2 separate regions of the Homo sapiens genome follow, and region 1 is linked to region 2. Evidence: chromatin loops called from intact Hi-C (ENCODE). Cell type or tissue: GM12878. All regions are shown on one strand.

Evidence for each region. Hi-C counts contacts between places; a loop is a spot of excess contacts. Peaks named below come from ENCODE experiments on the same cell type or tissue, not always from the same donor. Only the 100,000 strongest peaks of a DNase experiment are listed, where the experiment ranks them.
Region 1: it touches region 2 in a loop (3-fold over the local background); 3 of 110 quality-filtered maps call a loop at or near these places.

What each region holds. Positions count from the first base shown.
Region 1 is chr21:25,036,647-25,044,646 of GRCh38, reverse strand. The region is part of intron 3 of LINC01692 (long intergenic non-protein coding RNA 1692); the gene reads right to left. Among named protein-coding and RNA genes, the nearest start is that of LINC01692, 200 kb to the right of the region's middle. In GM12878, a CTCF peak has its summit at 4,698 (motif pointing right); a DNase peak (open chromatin) is centred at 4,686; H3K4me3 peaks cover 482 bases; H3K27ac peaks cover 227 bases.
Region 2 is chr21:24,509,791-24,517,790 of GRCh38, reverse strand. All of the region lies in intron 1 of LINC01684 (long intergenic non-protein coding RNA 1684), which reads right to left. Among named protein-coding and RNA genes, the nearest start is that of LINC01684, 85 kb to the right of the region's middle. In GM12878, a CTCF peak has its summit at 3,474 (motif pointing right); no DNase peak of the experiment used is centred here.

The sequences.
Region 1 (8,000 bases), 530 kb before region 2:
ATCTGCATTGTTCTTTTTAGACTTGTGAATCTTTTATGAATTTTTGAAAATTTCATTATAAACCGACATTATATTCCTGAAAGGGCCATGACTGTTTCTGGACATCAAATTCTTAAATATTCTAAGGAGCCAGAGGCAATAGGTTTCTAACAGGCTTTCAGAGTTGTTTTTATTATGATCATTGTTCAACATTCTTGACTTAATTTCAACCTATTTTCCTTTAAAATGATTATTCTTAGTTCCTGCAAATATTCTCTTTGTCATTTGGGCTATATTTCCTGTATTCCACTGTGGTGTTTTGATAAATCTAATAATCTTTCTTCTTAACTGACACTGCAGGGTTTTAAGTTTATCACTTGATTGACATATAATTGCAATGCTTATTTCCTGAATCCCTAATTCCAGCCGTCTGGCTTAAGTACAGTTTTGCTCATTGTTGTATTAGAATAAAATATTTCTCATATTTTGTTTATGTTTCTAAGGCAGTCAACATATTCTCTGCCATGAGAAAATAACATATCTTCTTTTAATCCACTCCTATCTACTCCTGTCCCCCTTTGTTTGAACTGTTTCCATGTCTACAGTGGGACCTTTTTTCTTTACACAAATAGCAATTCAATATTCTGTGCTATAGCTTTTCAATTATACAGACTGTGATGGGCTAAATTGTGTCCCCTGAAAATTCATATGTTGAAGCCATAATCCCCCAGTACCTGAGAATGTGCCAGTATTTAGAGGCAGGGCCTTTAAAGAGATAATTATGTTAAAATGAGATTACTAGGGAGGGCCCTAAACCAAACTGACTGGTGTTCTCCCAAGAAGAGATTTGGACACACACAGAGACATCAGAAGTGTGTGTGCACAGAGGAAAAACCATGAGAAGAGGCAGCAACGGCACAGTCATCCGCAAACCAAGGAGAGGGACTCAGCAGAAACCAGCCCTTCCAACACCTTCATCTCAGACTTCCAGCCTCTAGAATTATAAATTCCTGTTGGTTAAGCCACCCAGTCTGCAATATTTTGTCATGGAAGCCCGAGCAAACTAATGCATAGATAAATAAATTACCTGTAAAAACACATGACACAATAATTAAATGTACATACAACAAACTAATTATATGTAAATATTTTGTGATAAATCGGAAGAAAAGATAGGAGAAATGTTCAACCTGGTTATGTTGTCTGTAAGCCCCTGGGCTTCTGCTGTTAGTGCTTCTATTGAAACTATGTTATTCAAATAAATTCTGAATTCATTACCTTTAAAACCTTAGTTAATGCAGGGATAAATGGAAAATATAAACTCGATTTCTGAGGAAAGATTACGAGCACTCTTATGTTAGTTATGTTTATTGAAAAAGAAAAATGGTTTAAAGAAAAAGGTTATTGAAAAGGAGAATTAGTATCTCCCTACAGATCATTTTTATTCATGTGAGGGAACACGGTAGTCAGGGCGAACACACCTGATCTTGAATTTCAACCATGCTACATCCTCTTTGGAAGACACTGGAAAAGAGCTTGGCCTCGCTGCCTGGATCATAATACTCAGGAGTATCTTTTCTTTGTACATAAAGAAACCTTTTAATACCTCACAGGCTTTTTGTTAGGATTACATGTATGCAGCATGTATGCACCATAACCTAATAGAGTATTTAACACACGCAAGCCATCAGTCTGCTTGCTGGTAGAGATATCATCTTTAAAAAACTCAGTATATGCATTAAGAGAAGTCCCTAGTGGGTGTCCTTAGAAAGATTTTGAGGCAGTTTAAAGGTGGAGAAACATTGTCTTCAAATACATAGTTAAATGACTTAATTTAAAAAAGATTTAAAAGAAAAGTTCAAAACTATGTACATCAGACAATTCATAATAAGTTGTGGATTTGCTATACTTATGATCCGTTATGCCACTTGTTCTTTTTGACACATTTATCTATTCCGTTGACTTTAATCAGACAATGGCAACTCCCTCTTTGTCCTCATATTATTGCCTTGGACTTTTCTAAAATTTCAATGAGGAAGACTACTTTAATCTTAGGAAATCGATAGCTCTACAACTGAGAAAGTCAACATTTAATTGGGTTGTATGTATCAGAGGATAAGTTTATTTTATAGAAAGAAGAAAAGTTATCAAGCTTAGTTATCAGAAATGAAGTTAATTAGTAAATTTCAGAGGTACTTTGGTAATTACTGATTTTAAAAAGAGAAATAAATGGACCCAGGGGAGAGAAAAAAGAAAGAGAAAGAGAGGGAGAGAGAGGGGGAGAGATAGAGGAAGAGAAAGAGAGAGAGATTGGACACAAGCAGAATTATGGAAATTTTATCATTCTTTTGACCACTGGAGTAAGATGAATTAAGTAAGACCACAAGGGAAATTAAGTTAGTAAAAGTCAGGTGTCACCTAAGGCTGGAGTTGTGTCAATGCCACTCCTTGTACCACCACCAACACCCTTACCATAAGGTGATTACAGTTAAATGAGAAAAACAAATGCAAATAGAATAAACAGCAACTAGAGGAGATGATATAAGTGGTCTAATGGGCACCCTTTGTAAAAAGTCCTGAGGAGGGGTCTAGAAGGGGTCTGTGCCATAAATAAAAGTGAGTTTATGAAATTAAAAAGAAAGCCTCCCTTGGATATAGAAAGATTGCCATGTGCTTGAGAGAGCTTCTGGTTAAAGCTCAAGCCTCGTGCTTCTCCCAGTGAGTTGCACTGAAGTCAGTGTAATCAATCAGTCATGTTGTGTGTACTCGTGGAGTCTTTAATCTTTCAGCATCACAGGCTGGGAGGAATGTTCGGGTACAAAATGGCAGAATCTCATCCTTCTGAGCATCTGTGTAAGGAGATTTGGAGAATTCATAGCAATTGCAGCTCCTTTGATTCAGCCTGGTCTCTGCCTTTGCTCTTGCCCAGGAAACCAGTTTTTATCCACAACCAGAGGGAGGCAATAGAGAAGGAAGATCCCCATAATGATTTGCATTGTGTATATTTTGAAAATGACTTTATTAAAAAACAATTGTAGAAAGCATTCTAGTTTTGTAAAAGGGAGAATAAATATGTATATGCATTTTCAGATCAATTTTATTACTTCATGCTTATGAAATTACATGATAACTGCCCTGCTTAGAGAAATAGTAAAATGTTGACATTGATGATCTTTAAATATAGATATGCCAATTTAGGAAGCTAAGTTTCTTGTGTTGACTGACGAATTAACATGGAATTCTGGGTTTTCTAGAGTGTGTTTAATATGATACAATTAAAGTATAATACCTCTGGCTAGTGTGAAATAGAGTGGGCTGTTAGGGAACATAAGTCAGGGACTGTCATGTGAAGCCCTCAGAAACAGATGGAAGATCCTTTGCAAGCCTGGTAACCCATCAAACCTTAGATACTTGGCTTTTTTGGAGACATCTTGTTAAGGTGTTTGGTTAAATTTCAGAAAACTCCAATTCCAATCCCCTTTGTCCAGCACTGACCACTAATTTATAGTAAGAAAACTCATCTAATACTATTTTAATGAAAGGCTGAAAAAAGCAGATGGGCACAAAGAAGTAGATTGCCAATAATTCAGCAAAAGTAAAGTGGCAGTTTTCCCTTGGTGGTACACAGAAAATTTTCCAGTTACACATTGTATTGTGCCCACTCGTAGCTGCCGTTCATGCTTCGTCTTCAAGTATGCAAAATAATTATGGAAAACAGCAGCCTCACAAAAGCCACACTTATAAAGACAGGCATTAAAACTACCTTTCATTCATACTTTTGCCTTGCTGCTGTTTGGAGTTCCTTGTCTAAGAGAACTTCGAAAATCTGTTTGGGATTCCTACCATTTCTTCAAATTCCTCAGAAGAACAATTGTATTCTGGGCAATATGATTAACGTCATAAATATTTCTCGAAGTGGCTACTATTCAGAAAGCTTAAACCCAGCGTAGGTATATGAAAGATAAGCATTGTGAAATGGAGATACTCAAATGAACTCACCTAAGTACTGGTAAACCCTTTGAGTTTTTAATTTTCATCTTTTTTACTTTGCAAGATGGCTGGAAAGTATGATGAGACTAAAAATACATTTCCAAAATAGGATAGATTTGCAAAAAAAAAAAAAAATAGTGTTTTCTCAGCTACATGTTCAATCCTGCAAGATTTTCATGTTTATCTAAGTTTTCTCACATGCCTCAGTTTTGATAACTATGCTTCACATGCAGAGAAGGAAAAAATTCAGGGCTTAATATTTTGTTTCATTTGTATCTTTTCCTTTTTATTTTTTTTTTGCTTGATAAAAGTGCTTACCAAGATCAGTCATGTTTCTCTAAAGGTGAAGACAGGAGGAAATGTGTAAACAATTGGTAGAACAAACAGGAGAGTTGCTTATTTTATTCCATCAATTACGGCGTCCCAAATCATTACAACCTCTTGCCACCTGTTTCTGTCATTGTCTCCTCCCTCCTGCTTCCTCCTTCTTCGGTTCCATTGTTGGAAGGGCTACTCAAAGGTTTCAGGAAACTAATCACACTGCACTGTTTTTAACACGTCTCTGCCCTGCGAGCCTTTCAAACAATTAGTCTCTTTGCAAGTGTTCAAAGATGTAGTACATTTTGCCAAGATTGTAAACTCTCCAGATTCCTTGCTTCCTGTTCCTGATCTACATTAACCCAGTCTTTTAAGGCTTTATTTCCAGTGGCTGATGAGAACAGAGACAGAAGATGGCACTGTTGACTCATTATCAAAAAGTCAGCAATTGCTTTAGAAAAAAAAATCTTCCATGTTAGAAAAACACAGTATTATTAGAAACTGGAAGTGAGACTACATATATAATGAAACCCAATTTTTGAATATTGTAAGAGGAAATATCAATTAAAAATTAGAGAAAGTAAACTAAGCAGTGAGAAAGTCTCACTGACTTAAATTTTCAGGAAGAGCTTGTTTCATATGGAATTCAGTTCTAGTTACATGCAGCAGAGGGATAAGATGAGATACTTGGGGTTTGGTTCAACTCCACTCTCACAAACCACAAGGCATTAGACACATTACTTAACCTCTCCCTGAGTCTAAATGTCCTTATTGTAAAATGGAGATAATAATACTTATTCTGTATGATCATTTTTTGCAATGAATGAGCACATAGTAAAAGTTCATTAATGCTGCTAGAATGTAAGTCTTTGATTATCTTGTTAATAACTCTATCAACACCAAATAGCACAATACCCAACCTAGAAAAGCTGTGTAGAAATTGATTGAGTGAAAAAAACAAAACTTAACTGAATTTTGTGTTAACTTACTGATGGTACTTAAACAAGAAGCAGGGCACATGTAAAAAATAATTAATTGGTTACCAATTTGATCGTTACAGCACTTGGCTATTTCAATCTGTCCTTTTTCTTAGGGAAATTTAATTATTTCCAATTAAACTATTGAAGATGTCTCATCATTAATAGGGAAATTTTTATATAGATTTTCAGAAGCACTAGCAGACAGCTATTTTATTTAGACAGGCAGAAATTAAAGTATTGTTTTTTAATATTCTCTTCTATTTCTTATTATAATTGTAACCATTATACCATAGCCTACCTTTCCTTTGAGAAATTTAAATGGGAAAATAACATATGGTAGAATATTTTGCCCCTCTTGTTTCCCTAAAATTTAAAGCAAAGACACATTATTTGTGCTCAGTCTACACTAATTAAACATGAATATTTTACATTAAGATACATAGAAATGAAAGGCTTACTTATCCTGTAATATTTTACGTTGTCATAATATTAACTTTAAGCATCAGGAGTTATTTAGACATCATTAAATGTATACATGTTTATTTTCATAATCCCTATGTATGTGATAGAGCTATTTAGCAAAAGTCAATTTTCTCTTTTGGGGCACACAGCCAGCCTACTTTCTTGGTCTTCTTTGCATTTGGGTTTGGACATATGACTAAATTGCAGAGAATGGAATGTGCATGAAAGCAATGCATGCCGTTTCTGTATCGACTCTTGTAGGAAGAAAGTATGCTTCCTACCCCAAAAGATCTGTATTTCTTTGTACTCACTAGATGCAAATGACAGATAGACCCTAAAGGGTACAGAGCCACAAAATGGAAAGAATCTGGGTTGATGAATCTCCACATAAAGGAATTCATCCTTTGCTTAGTAACTGCTAGGTAAGTGGGAAATCAGCTTCTCTTTGTTCTATTAGTTTTTATCACCCCAAATAATATGCCTGTAAAAAATAGTGAGCTAGCAATCACAGCATAACATATGATTTACTGTCACTCTTTAGAACATTCTAGGCTAAAATAGGGACACCAAGTAATAAGTGCCTTTTGACAGAAAGGCCAGGATGCTCTGCTCATTCAGCTAATCAGCAATTCTATATAGTATACGCTCACTTTTCATTAACTTATTTTTTTAATTAAAAATACCAAATAGTAGCTCACTGAGTGTTAATATTTGGGTACATTCGCACAGATATCTGGGCTTCACCTCATTATGTTTCTACTCTATTTCCTCCATTAATCTGTCCAATGGAGGAAGGATATTTAAAATTAAAATTGATGGCATCCACTTAAACTTTCCAAAGAGTGGGGAGTGAGGGGCATAATATTTATTTCTTATTCATTACTTTTTCTTCTTCTCTCAGAGTTTAAGTGTAGCAAGAAGGGAGAATTAGAAATCCTATTACAGTATTTTTTTTTTAACCATAGAAGAAGAGGACCCAGAGAGGTGACATGTTGAGTGAAACACAATATTCAGCCTTTAAAGGTACAGACATTCTTCATAAACCTTGACAGATGCATCCAAATGTTTTTGGTGTAATTTACAGTGAGGGTCACATGCTGATTCTTTTCCATTCCCTGCTCCTCACTTCCTGCTCTGTGCCTCAGGAGAATGGTTCATGTAGATGCTGTCTTTCTGGCTTCCAGTTAGACTTAGCTAGGGGGAAGTACTTGCAGAAAGTGGATGATAGAAGGGGAGAGAGGGCAGGGTATCTCTTCTCTTGCTCACCCCCTCTTCTGCACAGGATTTTGGAAAGCCCTGATATGTTCTCTAGCACCTGGAGCTGCTGCCATGCATTCCTTTCTTGCCCTTTCAGTCTTAGGGAAGGAATGGCTTCCTTGCTTTGCCAATCCGTGAGTGTTGCTGCCTCCATTTTTGCTACCTTTAAATAGTCGAAATGGTTGACCAGCAAATGGACACCACAGCATAACCAAGTTGCCACATAAATGTAACTATAACATAAAGCCTGAGAATCTTGGGTTTAGAAATGAAGAGCCATTTCCACAAATGAAGCAAAAGAAGAGCAGGCCTTCTTTTTTTCCATGACCTATGGATAATTTTGCCTAATAATACCATCTATGTAAGAGGGCGATAAAGGAATAATAAGGTTAGAAAAAAAGCAGACCTTCTGTTAAAAATAGACCTTTTTGATAGAAATTCTTTAGCTGAGGTAACACAATGTCTTTTGTCTCAGGTATTATGGTATCCAAAATTGAGTGATAACCCATTAGGGATAGCTGAAGAAAATAGAGATCTATACTGAAGGCAAACGCTAATGTGTTTAAAGTATCCTGAGAGTGAGACCCTCTGCTTTCTGGCAGTTAGCAGAGGTTGTATGTGTTAAAGGCAGCTGGGTTTGTCATCAGTTAAAAGAAACAAGAGAACAAGAATGTGATGTATAAGGCAAGGCAAATGTTCCAGTATCACTTCCCAAAAGTATACAGCCTAAGAACAAGAAAGTCTATGGTTTTGAGTTTTGCAGGCAAAATGGACAATTTAAACAACTTCAAGAGAGCACCTTCTATAGTTTGGGGTTTATGATACAAAACCTCAGTAACTAACTAACTAACTTTGTGCTGGGTGGGGGCTTGAAATTTTTGGTGTTAGGTTTTCTAAAAGACCTTAACCTTTATGAGAGACCTATTAATATTTTAAGGCTTTAAAATGTTATTATGTTTGAGAAAAATAACTATGCAGTCTGTATGGCTATAAAGATAAACTGGAGATCAAAAT
Region 2 (8,000 bases):
GGCCATTTTAACAATACTGATTCTTTTCATCCATGAGCATGGAATATTTTTCTATTTGTTTGTGTCCTCTCTGATTTCTTTGAGAAGTGGTTTATAATTCTTGAAGAGGTCCTTCATTTCCCTTGCTAGCTGTATTTCCAGGTGTCTTATTCTTTTACTAGCAATTGTGAATGGGAGTTCATTCATGATTTGGTTTTCTGCTTGCCTGTTGTTGGTGTATAGGAATGCTAGTGATTTTTGCACATTCATTTTATATCCTGAGACTTTGCTGAAGTTGCTTATTAGCTTAAGAAGCTTTTGTGCTGAGGCGATGCGGGTTTCTATATATGTCATCTGCAAACAAAGATAACTTTACTTCCTCTTTTCCTACTTTTTTCCTTTATTTTTTTCTTTTGCCTGATTGCCATGGCCAGAACTTCCAATACTATCTTGAATAGGAGTGGTGAGAGAGGGCATTCTTTTCTTATGCCAGTGTTCAAGGGGAATGCTTCTGGCTTTTGCCCATTCAGTATGTTATTGGCTACAGGTTTGTCATGTATGGCTCTTACTATTTTTAGCTATGTTCCTTCAATACCTAGTTTATTGAGAGACTTTAACATGAATGGATGTTGAATTTTATTGAAGTCGTTTTCTGCATCTATTGAGATAATTATATGGTTTTTATCTTTAGTTCCATTTATGTGATGAATCACATTTATTGATTTGTGCGTGTTGACCCAATCTTGCATCCCTGGGATGAAGCCAACTTGATCATGGTGGATAAGCTTTTTGATGAGCCACTGTATTCTGTTTCTTAGTATTTTATTGAAGATTTTTGCATCAATGTTCATCAGGGATATTATCCTGAAGTTTCCTTTTTATGTTGTATCTCTGCCAGGTTTTGGTATCATGATGATACTGGCCTCATAAAATGAGTTAGGAAGGAGTTCCTCCTTTGCAATTTTTTGAAATAGTTTCAGTAGAAATGGTACCAGCTTTTCTTAAGATATTTAAGTGATGGATTTGAAAATGGAAGACAGAGTCGTGAGATAAGAAGTACATGCAGTCCCTAGAAGTTGGAAAAGCCAAAGAAACATTTTCCTAGAACATCCAGAAGGAATGCAGCCCTGTCAGCATGTTGTTCCCATGACTTCTGACTTTCTGAATATAAGATAATAAATTTGGGTTGCTTTAAGGCGCCAAATTTGTGGTGATTTGTTATAATAGTAATAGAAAATTAATACCCATGTCAATAATCACAATAATGCAAATGGTCTGAACATCTCAATTAAAGGGCATAACTTTTCAGATTGGATGAAAAAGCAAGACTTAGCATATGCTTGCTCCCACTTTAATGTATGAAACAAATTGGTTAAAACAAAACAATAAAAAATATATCACCTGATAACACTAAGGAAAAGCAAGCTGGGATAACTATCGATATAAGAGAAAACCATTTTTAGAACAAGGAAGATTGCCAGACAAAAGAGAGTCATTTGAAAATAACAGGGTCAATTAAAAATGACATAACATTTATTAATACTTATCAATCTAAAACAGAGTTTTAAAATTAATCAAGGAAAATGATAAAAATGTAAAGAGAAATACAAAATCTAAAATTATAATCAGATTTTAAACATCCTTTCTCAATAGAAAAATTATGAAAAAGGTTACTAAATATGTAGAAAATTTAAACAATACTATCAATTTGACCTAATTGATATTTATGAAACACTTCACTTAGGTACAGTAGAAAAGCACTGTTTAAAATGTAGACCAGATTTTATTACCTAAAACAAATCTCAGTAAATTTAAAAGTATTCAAGTCATACACAGTATGTTCTCCAACTACAAAGAAATTCCATTTAAATCAATAACAGAACAATATCTGGAAAATCATCAAATATTTAGATAGTAAATAATGCTTCTGAACAATTCAAGAGTTCAAGTAAAAAATCAAATGGGAAATTAAAATGTATTTTGAATTGAAAGAAAATTAAAATTCAACATATCAAAATTTGCGGGAAGTAGAGGACACAGCACTCAGGAAATATTGTAGCACTAAGCACTTGGGAGAAAAAGAAGAAAGTTCTTACATTGTTGAGCTCAGTTTACAAATTAAGAATCTAGAAAAATAAAATCAAATGAATCTCAAAGTAGATTGAGTAGATAGAATAATAAAAACAGCAGTTTAATAAAATCAAAACAAGGAAAAAATAGAAGAGAAAACCAAGGAAATCAAACAATCAAATTTATCTGCTTATCTACCACTTAGGATATGAAAGAGGAGAAGAGGAAGAAGGAAAAAGAGAAGGAGCTTCAATGCAAACAAGATCCTGTCTGTCTCAGGGAGTTACTTGCAGACACTTTTGGAATAATGTATGGCCCACGGGAGGAACTCAATAAGTAGTCGGTGAATAAATTAATTAATATTTCATTGAATATATTCTTATAAGAGCATCCTTTTTTTCTGATTAAATAGCATGAGGCATTAGATAGAAAGCATTCTGTGTTCCCAGGTGTGGTGTTGTGGCAAAATATTTTGTGATTAAAAAAAATACTCTCCATAGTTTTTGACATAATGAAACATCATTTTGTTAAATTTTTCCTAGCACAATGTATTATGCAATTGTAGAGAACACGCAGAGCAAAATGAAGGCTGGTCTTAAGTATATGCTACATGAGAAGAGTGAACACTGCCTATAGAACATCTATCCAAACTTCAAGCAAGCAACAAAAGCATTCAGGTGTATTTTAAAATTTAATTTTACTTTTATGTAATGTTTCACTTGTACTTGCCTGTTATGGGGATCACATTATGGATATGTCTAGCAAAAAAAAATGCTATTTCTTGTACAATACACCTGTGCAGAATCACAAGAATTCATGCTACTTCTTTGAAAATATACTATTCAAGGAATATATAGTATTTTACAAATAAGAATATTTTCTTATTGATTCTTATTTAAAAATTCTACATTTTAATTATCTATGGACATTTTATTTTCAAGAGATAAGTTTCTTTAAGGTATTTAATGTCTCTAATCTATGGTTGCTAATTTAAGCTAACGGTTTTCCAAATCTACAGAACTTCACCATATTTAGTATTATGTGAGCAAACCTAAATATACATTTATTAAAATAAATGTAAGATAAATGCATGTTTTAAGTAAAATGTTCTCTTTTAAACTGTCTTAAGCAATGGAGAATATTAACGACTACTTTAGCCAGGAAAATTAGATTCAATCATTCTGTAAAGACACTAGTTTATTAATTTTTCCCTAGTCACATCACAATAATGTCTATTTCCGTGTGAAAGTGCTTAAACTGTAAAAGTAAACAGAATAAAGTGCACAGCAGTTAAGAACCTAACAGATGCATAATTTTGATAATTATTGCACACTTCATTTAACCATAACACAATCACACATCAGCCTGGTCTTTTCTAAAAATATTTGAATATGAAAATACTTTGTTTTCAGCAGCATATTTTACCACTAGGTGGTAGTATCTCCTTTATTCTTCATTGAAATGGCATTCAGCATCTGAAGATCACAATTTCTGTTTATAGATTTAAATAGTGATGAATCAAAGAAAACGCATTATTTGCAGTGAAATTTTGCTTCTTAACCCTCGATATTCTGTAAGACTTCGGCTTTATTTCATGTTTCCAGGAGTCTGGTAAAGATGTACGAGTTAAATGTATTTACAATGGTTATTGTTGATGTTTGTTATTATTAAAAGAATAGGAATGTCATTGAGTTTCTTAATATCTTGAGAGTGGTCTAGACAATATGTATTGCCCCAGATTGAAATAACATCACTCTGTACAGCTGGATTATTTTGATACTTAGGTTATAATTTACAGACTTTCTATCTCACCACCCCTACAAAAATAATTGCTCTTCTATAAATGTTCTACTTGGTGAGAAGGATCAACATTTCAGTATTTTCAAAACAGCAGAAAACACAATGTAATATAATTTATTTTTTTAGTTAAGTATAACAAAAGATTTTACGGGGATATTAGTGAGCTATTTCTCTTCCCTGCTCTTTTCTTTTAATCGGTGTTTATATTGGTTCTAAAGAAGTCCTGAGAATACCTATGACATTGTTATTTTCAATAGTTACCACCATACATTTTATGCAATGTTTTTGGAAATGTGATCTATTTCTACAGATTTACTTATTATGAAAAATTAAACATTCTTAATATGAAATATTGGTAAATTTTTAGAAAGTTATGCTTCTCAAATACAAATGATATATATGTAAACCAGGATAAACAAACTGGAGAACAATTAGGCAATATGTTTGTATTTTGAAAAGATAAATGAGTACTGAATATATATTTCCAAAGAAATATTCAGAAAGAGTGAACAAATCGGCCGTAAAGATGTCTAGTATAGTATTATTTACAACAGTAAAACATTTGATACAATCTCAATATTCAGTAATAAGAACTTGTCAATTTTTCATGATACGTCATACAATGGGAAATAAATATGAAAATACTATTAGATAAGAATATTTATCAACATGAAAAATTTATGGTTAAAAATCAAACTAAATTTTTTAAAACATTAAGAAAATGACTTTTGTAAAATATACTGATGTGTTTATACCTATGTGTGTATCTAAACCCATATGTATAACATCATGCCTCCAAATATTTTTTTGGGTTGGCATATCTGGAAAACAACATTGGCCTTCAGATTAGCTACAATAATAAAATACTTAACTAAATACAGGTATTTCAGAAATTTATTTTTAGAAAATCAACATCAATTAGATTTTCAGGATACTCTAATCAATGATATAGTTTGGACGTGGAATGAGAAAGCACATATTATATCATATCATCCATATTATATCATATCTCATATCATATTCTATCATATCTCATATCATATCTCATATTATATCATATCTCATATTATATCTCATATCATATTATATCATATATCATATCATATATCATATCATATTATATCATATATCATATCTCATATCATATTATATCATATCTCATATGAGATATGATATAATATCATATCATCCATAGAATAAATGATTAAAAACTTAGAGTGGATAGTTAACATAGTAACGGCAAAGTGCAAATCCGATATAGAATAAATTAGGGAATCTCAATCTAAAAGTCGATTTTCAGATGCATATAAGTCCATTTGTCTTTCTTTTGGTACTATGACTAGCAAACTCTTCCTAAGCTCCTCTTAGGTAGAGAACACTAGACATGATGAAAATCTATTATGCATTTTGCAGTACAAGAATCTCAAATAATAAAGTTTACTTCAGCATCCCTAGTAGACACGGAAGGGGCTGCAAGCAGGTGCCGAACTTCATTTGACAATTTTCAGAGTAGGAAGGAAATGAAATGTCAAGGCTAAAGGAAAATAATTATTCTTGCAACTTCCACAAGCATGTTGTCTCTTCTTATCAATTCTTATTTCTAATTACATATGAAGTGTGTACACAAACTAATGTTTACCAAAGAAAACTCTTGAGTATAAGGCCAGTTTCATGTTTTTTTCGTTGTTAATTATTTTTTGATAACTTATTTAATCTACACTTATGAGTGCTCACTTGAAAAACAGAATATCTCATACCACCCTTTTTATATTCATGTTCTTTTCGTAAATTGGTTAGGTGATTTCTACTTCATTTCACAACAACAGTTTTAGTTTCAGTTTTCAAATTTCTGTTTTTTTAATTTGGTACCATTTTAATCCTCATAGCAACCACTTTTTTTTTTTTTTTTTTTTTTTAGACATAATCTCACTCTGTCGCCAGGCTGGAGTGCAGTGGCTCAATCTTGGCTCACTGCAATCTTTGCCTCCTGGGTTCCAGCGATTCTCTTGCCTCAGCCTCCCAAGTAGCTGGGACTACAGGCGTGCACCACCACGCCCGGCTAATTTTTGTATTTTTAGTAGAGACAGTGTTTCACCATGTTGGCCAGGATGGTCTCAATCTCCTGACCCCATGACCTGCCCGTCTTGGCCTCCCAAAGTGCTGGGATTGCAGGCATGAGCCACTGCGCCCAGCCCATAAGCATCCACTTTTATGACACACAATTTGAACATTTAGAAGTCAGTCATGATATTAAAGACTTTACATTATCTCATAATCTACACATTATCCATTTCTGTTTTATTAAAGTAATTAAAATGTTGTTGCCTATTTTAAAGGCATAGGATGATTTTTTTCATAAAATTTTGTAACCTCTTTAAATCACATTTTAGTTGACAAATTACTCTAGGGAGCACAGGCTCTGAGTGAATAGAAAATATCAAATAGCAAAAGCTGTAACTCATTTGTTATCCTTATATTTCAACTAAGCAATTATACTTGATTGAATTACTGTCTATTCACTTAGAATATGACTAAATGATATAGTTGCCACATTTTGAACCAAATTCTGGTTCAAATTATATTGAATTTTTATTTTTGAGACAGGAGTTTCTGTTTAAATAAAAATACACTTTGCATAGCTCAAGCACCTATGTCTTATTCAAATCTCATATAGTTAACAGGTATCCATTTCTAAACAATATTTTTACAAAATAAATGCTCTTCAGATGACACCATTTCATTTCAGGATCTTCGCTAATGAATTTGTCAGTTGTTGTTTGTAATTATTTATGAGCCATTAGCTCAATGTTGTTATTACATCCTGACAACAGTGACATTTTAAAGAGCTTTGGATAATAAAATACACTTCTTATATACAATGCAATGTATTCTCCATTATTTTTATAACAACATGTCTCTAGAAACCAGAATTTCTAATGTCTCCCAATACAATCGTTTGCCATGAAGCAGCGGTTCCTTCTCAAAGTGTTTGTTGTGCCCCAACCAGTAGCACCAGCATAACCTGGGAGTTTCTAAAAATAAAACATTATCGGGACCCCCTTTTACTGAATTAATCAGAAGCATTGGCAATGGAGCTCAGCAATCCATATTTTAATACTTCTCCCAGGTGACTATGATGCATATGGCAATTTAATAGCTATTGTTATATATTTAAAAGAGAGGTAAATAGTGTTTAATTATTATGTTAGTAATGTATGCTTTATGAGATACTCAAAGTTTTCACTTTAAATTACAAAGGATCTGTTAAATTTATGAATGATTAACCTGTAGGTTCAACTGTCCAATATTAGCTCAAATGCTAAACTGTAGAGAATAATAGTGCAGGAGGTGTCACCATACTGCTTCTTCTAGAAACATAGCACGTAGTTGATGCATGTAACAAAGACACATGTTTGAATTTCAGTTTTTTATTAAATGAGAAACATTCTAAGGTTTTCTAGAAAACCATTTACAGTAGGTTAATTTTCTCCCAAGACAACTGTGCCTAAAGACATTCATAAGTAAAAGAAATAATTTTCTGATAATGATTTACCAGGTTCTCCTTGGCAGGGCAGTCTGATGGCCACATTTCAATTAGGACTTGGTGGTACAGTCACCACGAAGAAATAAATGTCACCTGTAGCCTTACCAGTCCTCACTTACAAACATCCTCAATTCTTACTAAGTAAGATAGTCTGCCTTCCATCAATGGCAGTCTTCTTACAGCCTTCATTCTTTTCAGGGGTGTCCAATCTTTTGGCTTCCCTGGGCCACATTGGAAGAAGAAGAATTGTCTTGGGCTACACATAAAATACACTAACACTAATAATAGCTGATAAGCAAAAGAAAAATGCAAACTATTTTCATAATGTTTTAAGAAAGTTTACTAATTTGTGTTGGGCTGCATTCAAAGCCCTCATGAGCCCACATGTGGTCTGCGGGTCGTGGGTTGGACAAGCTTGTTTTAAATCTTCCTCAAGCTATGTAGTTGGTGTTTTCAAAGGTACTGGATTGTCCTTCAAACTATGCATTACTTTTCTATATGTTCATATTTCTAGAGTTGTTAAGGCCCCTTAGTGATTCACAATCACATATCCAAGGAAAAAAGATAGCAACATGTTGTGTTTTAGTATTAAGAATCTGTTGTATTT